Regions from separate parts of the Homo sapiens genome. Here region 2 is linked to region 1. Evidence: chromatin contacts called from ENCODE Hi-C or POLR2A ChIA-PET data. All regions are on one chromosome and are shown on one strand. Each heading gives the region's core, a stretch centred on a gene start or an enhancer-like site at or near the end of the contact. The rest is flanking DNA. Distances are from core to core; before and after follow the strand shown.

Region 1 (3,897 bases), core at 468-2,967:
TCACCTCAACAACTTTCCCTCTTCTAAGGACACCAGCCATACCAGAGTGGGGCCCACTCTAATGACCTTATTTTAACACTATTAAATCTGCAAAGACCCTGTTTCCAAATACAGTCACCTTTACAGGTACAGGAGGTTAGGATTTCAATGTATATTTTTGTTTTGTTTTGTTTTTGGTTTTTTTTTTGAGACGGAGTTTTGCTCTTGTTGCCCAGGCTGGAGCACAATGGCACGATCTCGGCTCATCGCAACCTCTGCCTCCTGGGTTCAAGCGATTCTCCTGCCTCAGCCACCCGATGAGCTGGGATTACAGGCATGCGCCAGCACGCCCAGCTAATTTTGTATTTTTAGTAGAGACGGGGTTTCTCCATGTTGGTCAGGCTGGTTTCGAACTCCCAACCTCAGGTGATCCACCTGCCTTGGCCTCCCAAAGTGCTGGGATTATAGGCGTGAGTCACCGTGCCCAGCCCAATGTATATCTTTGTTGTGCATGGCATGGAGACACAATTCAACCATAAGCATGGGCAAAGGCTTGGAAGGGTATGGAGCTCAGGGCAGAGCTCTCCACCGTTTGCCACCTCATTACCCACAGCCTTTTTACACATTTCCCCTGGTGACTCACCAGTCCTTACACCTGCCCGGCATGCTCGCACCTCCAGACTCTTGCTCCCATAGCCCCCGTGTCTGTCTCAACTGCTTTCTTTCTCAATTACCAGGCCCACCTCTTCAGGGAGCTCTCTCTGACTTGGAAGTGCCAGTCCCTTCCTCTGTTTTTTTTTTCTTTTTTCTTTTTTGAGACAGGGTCTCTTTCTGTTACTCAGGCTGGAGTGCACTGGAGTGATCATGGCTCATTCCAGCCTCAACCTCCTGGGCGCAAGCAATCCTCCCGCCTCAGCCTCCCAAAGTGTTAAGATTACAGGTGCAAGCCACCACACCAGGCCTCTTTCTCTGATTTCTGAGACTTTCACAGTCTGAGGGTTCATTTAGTCTACAGTGCCCAGGTAGGCATCTTTTTACCTGCCCCCTTCAGCTTCCTCCCTTCTCCATGCCAAGCCCAGGATCAGGGAACAAGAGACCTTGAGTCCAGCCGGATGCCATGGCTCACGACTGTAATCCCAGCACCTTGGGAAGCTGAAGTGGGTGGATTGCTTGAGCTCAGTTCAAGCCCAAGAGACCTTGAGTCCAGCCTCTCAGCCATTTCCAAATTTCCTCTGCACCCTCCCTGCCCAAGTTTCTCACCTGTGCTTGGATGTCCCCATGACCAGGGCATCTGGGCCACACTGTGTCTCCCAGGAGCTCCCTCCCACTGCTTGGAGCCCCATGGAGTCCACTTGGCTTCCCAGTAACCATGGCTGCAGTGGAGCATGACCCACACCTGAGGCCATCTGAGGGACTTGCAAATGGCTCCCTAGCCCAGGGGTCTCTTTTACCCACCTGCCACATGCCAGAAATTCCACCATTAGCAAGTCTGACAGCATCCACCCCTGATAAGGACAGACGCCCCAAGGAGAGACTCTGCCGCGAGTCGCTGGGCCAGTACTTGCTGCCAAGAGCCTGACAGCCTGTTGCTTGGTGACATCTCACTCAAGTCCTTCAGGAAACTTGCACCCCAAAGGCAGGAGGGGGCTGAAGGAGATGGGGCTCCTCTGCAGAGCTTTGTCCAGAGGCAGCAGGCTGAGAGGTGGGGGGGGGAATCTAAGGCAGCCCAATGACCCCACCCTGCCCAGGGGAGAGGCTCTCAGGCCCCACAAGCTCAGCCTCTTCCTGTCTCCCCACACCCCCTTTATTCCTGCACCTCCCTGGCTGGAGAACCGCCCCCTGCACACACTCCCAGCGGCTGGGCAGTTAGTGACCTTTGGACTGGGAAAGCACTGGAGCCTCCTGGGCCCCACACCCTGGCTGGCATTCACCGGGAGCAGGGAGAGTCCCAGAACTGTCACTCTCAGGCAGGCCCAGTCCCTGGTGTCCTCAAGTAGCCAGTCCTGTTCTCCCCTTTCTTCCATGGGGAGGAGCTGGGCACAGGGAAGAGGGCTGGGCCAGTCCTGGCCGGAGGCACTGTGCTGCCACTTGCCCTCAGCCCCACAGGTGCCCCTGGAGTCTGTGCAGAGGCCCGGGGCAGAAGCCCTGGGGGTGCTCCTACTTTCCTGCCAGAGGGGCTGGAGGATAGGATGAGGAAGTGTGCTCAGTGCAAGACCCCGAGAGTCCCAACAAGACTCATTTAGGAGGGTGAGCTAGCCCTGTCTAATAAGGAACTATTTCAGGTTTGCAGTAATCAAGTCTAGCTTGAGGCTGTCCCAAATAGTCAGATAATGGAAGCCAAATGTCTGCAACCATGATTTGGCTCCTGGGCCTAGCTGTTCAGTGCAGACCCAGTGAGGGGCCTCAGCCCTGCACCCAGCTTCCAGGCCCCCACCTCTACCTCAAGATATCAGTGCAGGCCCAGTCCTAGTAGGTCCTCTGGCTAATGAAGCCTCCTGGAGCCCATAGCCCTACCAATTCCAGTTAGAGCCCACATAGCAGACAGAACAAGATGCTTTTTTTTTTTTTTTAAATGGAGTTTCCCTCTGTTTCCCAGGCTGGAGTGCCATGGTGCGATCTCGGCTCACTGCAACCTCCGCCTCCTGGGTTCAGGTGATTCTCCTGCCTCAGCCTCCCAAGTAGCTGGGATTACAGGTGCCTGCCACCACACCTGGCTAATTTTTTTTTTTTTTAGTAGAGACGAGGTTTCACTGTGTTGGCCAGGGTGGTTTCGAACTCCTGACCTCAAGTGATCCACCTGCCTCAGCCTCCCAAAGTGCTGGGATTACAGGCGTGAGCCACCGTGCCCAGCACAAGATGCTTTTCTTTTCTTTTCTTTTTCTTTTTTTCTTTTTTTAAGACTATGTCTCGCACTGTCACCCAGGCTGGAATGCAGTGGCACGATCTCGGCTCACTGCAACCTCTGCCTCCCAAGTTCAAGCGATTCTCCTGCCTCAGCCCCCAAAGTAGCTGGGATTACAAGCACATGCCACCACACCCGGCTAGTTTTTTGTATTTTTAGTAGAAAAGGGGTTTCACTCTGTTGGCCAGGCTTGTCTCACTCCTGACCTCGTGATCCGCCCGCCTCGGCTTCCCAAAGTGCTGCTGGGATTTCAGGCGTGAGCCACCGTGCCCAGCCTACAAGATGCTTTTTAAATTAAGGGCTTCATGAAGAATTTCGTGGTTCCCCAGAAAGTGTAAGGAATGTTTAGGGTTTGGCTAAGCCTGGCTTTGAACCTGATGCTAATAGGGGAGAAGGCATCTTTAGACCTGACCTGAATCCAAGTCAGGGGTCCAGTCAGTTGCCTGGCACAGCTGGGTTGGTCTCTTTTCTCAGAGACATCTATCGGCTGTGTTACTGAGGACAGCAAGTTGAGGGTTGCCCCCACCCCAGGAGCACAGCCCATCACTGGCCCTATTGGCCCTTCATAGGCGTGGTCCTCTGCTAAGGATGGTTAAATTCTGCCAAGCTCCCATCGTCCCCCCCGTCAAAGGGGAAGAGGGACATTATGCATGGTGCAGCATGGGGCTTGTGGTCCTCTGTCTGAACCTTGAGCATGGCACCCATGCTGGGTTGGGGAGGTACATACAGAGACACCCAGGGGCATCCTTGGAGAAGGGCTGTCTTTGCTCGGAAAGTAAATGCTCATTTCTGCTCTGTAGCAAAATCCTGCTATGTATCCAATTTCCTCCTCAAGCCCTCGACAGATTTTCCAAATGGTCTCGAGGGGTTCAGCATTCAGACTGTAGGTAGTCTGGGCTTTGCTGGGCTTAGGGACTGTGTCCTCATGATCCCTGGTCTGGGAACATGGTCTCCAAGCCTAGCAAACCCCAGACTTCTTAGTATTCTCTGGATGTCCCTATGCAGCACCAGGAAGA
Region 2 (3,897 bases), core at 880-3,379, 3.5 Mb before region 1:
GAAACCCATCTCTAAAAAAATTTTAAAATTAGCCAGGCATGGTGGCATGTCCCTGTAGTCCCAGCTACTCAGGAGACTAGGGTAGGAATGCTGCTGGAGGCCAGGAAGTTGAGGCTGTATTGAGCCATAATCCAGACACTGGACCCCAGCCTGAGTGACAGAGCAAGACCTTGTCTCACCAAAAAAAAAAAAAAAAAAAAAAAAAAAAAAAAGGCAAGGGAATCCTTCCCTCTGGGAGCTTACATCTTAGGTTTCATATTCAGAGCAAAGTATTTATTACAGTCAGTTATGTCAACAAGAGCCTGTGTTGCATATGTGGGGCAGGCGGAGGAGGTTTTTAACTCTCTTCGGATTTACTCTCAAGACTTTTACGCACTTATGATAAAGCTTTTGAAGCAATCATATTGCTCCTGTTCTCCAAGCATGGAATCACAGGTAAAGCTTTCATTTAAGATATTTAAAGAGAGATACAAGGCTAAATGCACAGACTGCATCTTCACTGGGCTGCTCTGAAATCAGGCTCTGTTGATCCTGTTTGGCAGATTTGGAAACTTTTATTTCACTTCGCTCAAGTTTAAATAGGCTCTGAGAAATTAATTCGGATAAAACAATTCAACCCAGTGAACAGTGTCCGATTTGTAAACCATGATATGAATTTATTGACAAAAACTGTACAGCTAGTATAACTAGTCCTAGTTATATGCCTTGGACAATCCCTTCTTATTGGGTATGTAGATTTATTTGAGAGACTCCCTGAATGATGGAAAGGCTACTAGCTGAGTTTGGAATCAGAGTATGGGCCTTTGTATGCTCTTAACGGAGATCCAGAATTTAGGTTTGCTAGGATATAAACTCCACGAAGGCAGGGATTTACTGACGTATCTTAAGAGACTAGAACATAGTAAGCATTCACTAAGTATCTGTTGAATGAGTGAGTGAATCTGAATTAAGATTTAACTGCCCTGAGAGTAAGTGTTGGTTCTGGTCATTAGAATCAGTTGCCTCGTTCCTGGACAGAGTTCCTGGGAGCCTCATAGAACATTCTTATTCAGATTCTTCTGGTTTTAGACTCTTTGTGGACCCCACCCTTCGGTTATGACAGCATTAACTGGGTATGTGACACTTAGGTTACACATGGTTTACTCTCTCTGATGAAATGTGGGAGACACTGTGGCCTCTGTAGCCCATTTACAGATCATTTCATAGGGTAACTTTATTTTTTTCAAATCTTGTCCCAAGTTCTATGAGGGTTCTTGTTTTACATTTTCCAAGTTACTAACTTCCAGCTCAGGTAGGTAAGGGACAACTGAATTGTGGTGGCTGCTATTTTTTGTGCAGGTGTTGATCTACCGGCTGTCAAGGAGTCCAAATGGAAGATCTCAAAGCCCTTAACAGACTATAACAAAGAAGAGATTGGCTGAATATTCATACCCTTGTGAGTTCAAGGGAGTTGTAGGGATGGTCTGGGTAGCCATGCAAGTTCAGAGAGCTCATTCTTTCTGCCTCCTTTCAGCTCTGCCTCCGCAGCTGGCTGATTTTAGTATACGAAGCTCCCTGTAAGCCCGCAGCCTATCGACTTCCACAGTCCCAGACTAAGGCACCGAAGCCTTACTGTTCTCTCTGGAGTCTAGGTCAGGTCCTGAGGTGAAGGGGTAGGGTGGGGGCGGGCAGGACGCAGGTGCAGCCCCGTGGTCCCGGATCTAACTCACATCTCTGGGAATGGGAACCGAAGTCACCGCTTAGGTCTCCCCCAGCGGTTTTCGGTTCAGGTCTCTGTGCTCCTCACCTGGATATGGGCGCCCTGGGGGCCTGGCTTCCTCCGCAGAGACCAGAAGCGATCTCTGTGTTCCGGATTTTCCCTTTATCTTTCCTCTCCCCAGTGTCCTCTCTGTTTCCCAACCTCCCCATACCGAGGACCCCACAACCCGCCCCGGGATGGCGCCTGGCTGCTCGCACCCTAATTCAGGACCCCAATTGGTGGGAGAGGAACCGCGGTCCTCAAGCTTGCAGGACACAGGGCCGCTGCCCGGAATGCTGTGGGGGTGGGGACCCTCGCCGCCCCGCCCCCACCAGCGGCCTGCCCCGCCCCCTCCCACGCACGTCACGTCCGGCCCGGCCTCCGCCCGCCAGCCGCTCTCCTCCCGCTCGCCGTTAGGGAGGCTCTGCACCTCAGCCGCCGCCTCTGTCGCCACTCTCTCCCCCTGTTCCGCGTCTGCGTCGCCACCACCGCCGGGGGTATCCGGGGGGTCGCTTACCGGGCTGGCCCCGCGCCACAGCCGTAGCTTTAACCTCCCGTCAGCGGCCGCCCCAGGAAGAGGCTTCTCGGCCGCGGAGCCACTTGGGGCCTCAGTTCTCGCCCTCTTGCCGTCGCCGCGGGTCCTGGAGAAGCGGCCGCGGCCAGGGAACGGGGCATCGCGGTTCCAACGGTAGGTAAACGGGCGGGTACCCGGATCTGCGCATGCGCGGGTTGCAGGTCGCCGCGGCCCTTCCCCTCCTGTTGCCCCCCAGCGCCGCCTGCCACCCGCGCCTGCTCTCGGGCGTTGCGTTTCGGGATGTGGAGGACTCTAGCAGGTGGGGCGTTCCGTGGAGAGGGCCCCCTTTCCGCTGGAGAAAGAGGAAGATGAAGCCGTGTCCCTGGCTGCCGGGGGGTGTGGCAGCCTTGGATTTGCAGCGGCTGCAGTGCAGTTGAGCGGGCGTGCCCCTCACCTCCAGCCCCTCCAGAGTAGATGGCGCGACACCCCACGTTTCTTTGCTGACCTCTCCTGCCCGCTGGCGCTGCGCCTCTTCCCCGCCCACTTCCTTCATGCTGGGCAGTGAAGTTGATGTAGAAGAAAAAGGAGTGTGTTTTATTCTGGGCTCAACTGCGCCCCTTTTTAAGGTCACGTGAGATGAGTGGTTGCGGACTTCCTTAAATCGCTCAGAGAATATAGCCAAAATTGGGCTGTTGGTGCACTGGGGCCTTGTCTAGAATGCGCTCTGCATAGGCCAGGCTGGAGGGGGACACTTTGTATAGCATTAGGGTTCGCGTGGCACGCCTGGTTTCCTAGATGAGGTTGTAGGAATCGGTTGGCACATTTGCGCAGTGGGAAACTGTTAAGCCCTTTTTGTTTGTAATCAGTTAAAATCAAACTGACTTTTAGAAAGACGGTGGATTATTTCATTTGGTTCCCCGTTTCGCCTTCTAATCAGTGAAAAAAGTTGGGCATTTACTTTGAAGGATCTGATAATCTAAAATGGTAGCCAGAATCATTACCAGTAGTAATGCAGACTATTAACATTAACTGGGGTGCACCTGTTTAGAGAGACAGACATTAAAGGGTGGTTTTGAATTATTTGTCTTTTTAGAGCTGGGTTAGTGTGAGGCTATTTTCAACCTTCCTTTTTTGGTAACCTTGAAATGCTTGTTGGCCTGGTTTTCTCACAGGTACTGTGCATTTACTAAGTGCTTGTTGATGGAATTGAATGGACTGATAATTATTTGTATATCCATTGGGAGCGCCTTCTTACTTTTTTTTTTTTTTCCTTGAGACAGTTTCGCTCTGTCGTACAGGCTGGAGTGCAGTGGAGCGATCTCGGTTCACTGCAACCTCCTCCTCCCGGATTCAAGCGATTCTCCTGCCTCAGCCTCCTGAGTAGCTGGGACTACAGGCGCCCGCCACCACGCCTGACTAATTTTTGTATTTTTGGTAGAGATCAGATTTCACTAAGTTGGCCAGGCTGGTCTTGAACTGACCTCAAGTGATCCGCCTGCCTCAGCCTCCCAGAGTTCTGGGATTACAGGCGTGAGTCACCGTGCCTTGCCCCCTTCTTACTTTTTTAATCCGTGCTGCTTTTAAAATTGGAGTAATAGTTTCTCCAGTTTAATTTTATTACTAATTTAGACACGTGTGTGACACA

Evidence for each region. Hi-C counts contacts between places; a loop is a spot of excess contacts on that map. ChIA-PET counts read pairs that join two places held with the same protein, here RNA polymerase II (POLR2A).
Region 2: a loop to region 1 is called in a map with no recorded cell type, with 34 times the contacts of the local background. The contact joins the promoter of FAM13B here to the promoter of LINC01843 in region 1. A Hi-C loop is called at or near these places in 1 of 37 single-sample maps with no recorded cell type. POLR2A ChIA-PET finds 5 or more read pairs at or near these places in 1 of 52 experiments (HepG2).

The regions. Positions count from the first base shown.
Region 1 is chr5:134,504,372-134,508,268 of GRCh38, reverse strand. LINC01843 (long intergenic non-protein coding RNA 1843) reads right to left here and starts at 1,717. Exons shown (of 2, transcript NR_105045.1): 1 at 1,435-1,717. RefSeq lists an enhancer at 1,449-2,103.
Region 2 is chr5:138,031,311-138,035,207 of GRCh38, reverse strand. It overlaps FAM13B (family with sequence similarity 13 member B), which reads left to right and starts at 2,129. Exons shown (of 24, transcript NM_001385994.1): 1 at 2,129-2,426. FAM13B-AS1 (FAM13B antisense RNA 1) reads right to left here and starts at 2,434. Exons shown (of 2, transcript NR_037900.2): 1 at 2,256-2,434. It overlaps LOC124901077 (a long non-coding RNA gene), which reads right to left and starts at 2,069. Exons shown (of 2, transcript XR_007058952.1): 1 at 1,957-2,069; 2 at 535-1,713. RefSeq lists silencers at 2,421-2,470, 2,481-2,550 and enhancers at 2,057-2,940, 3,041-3,100.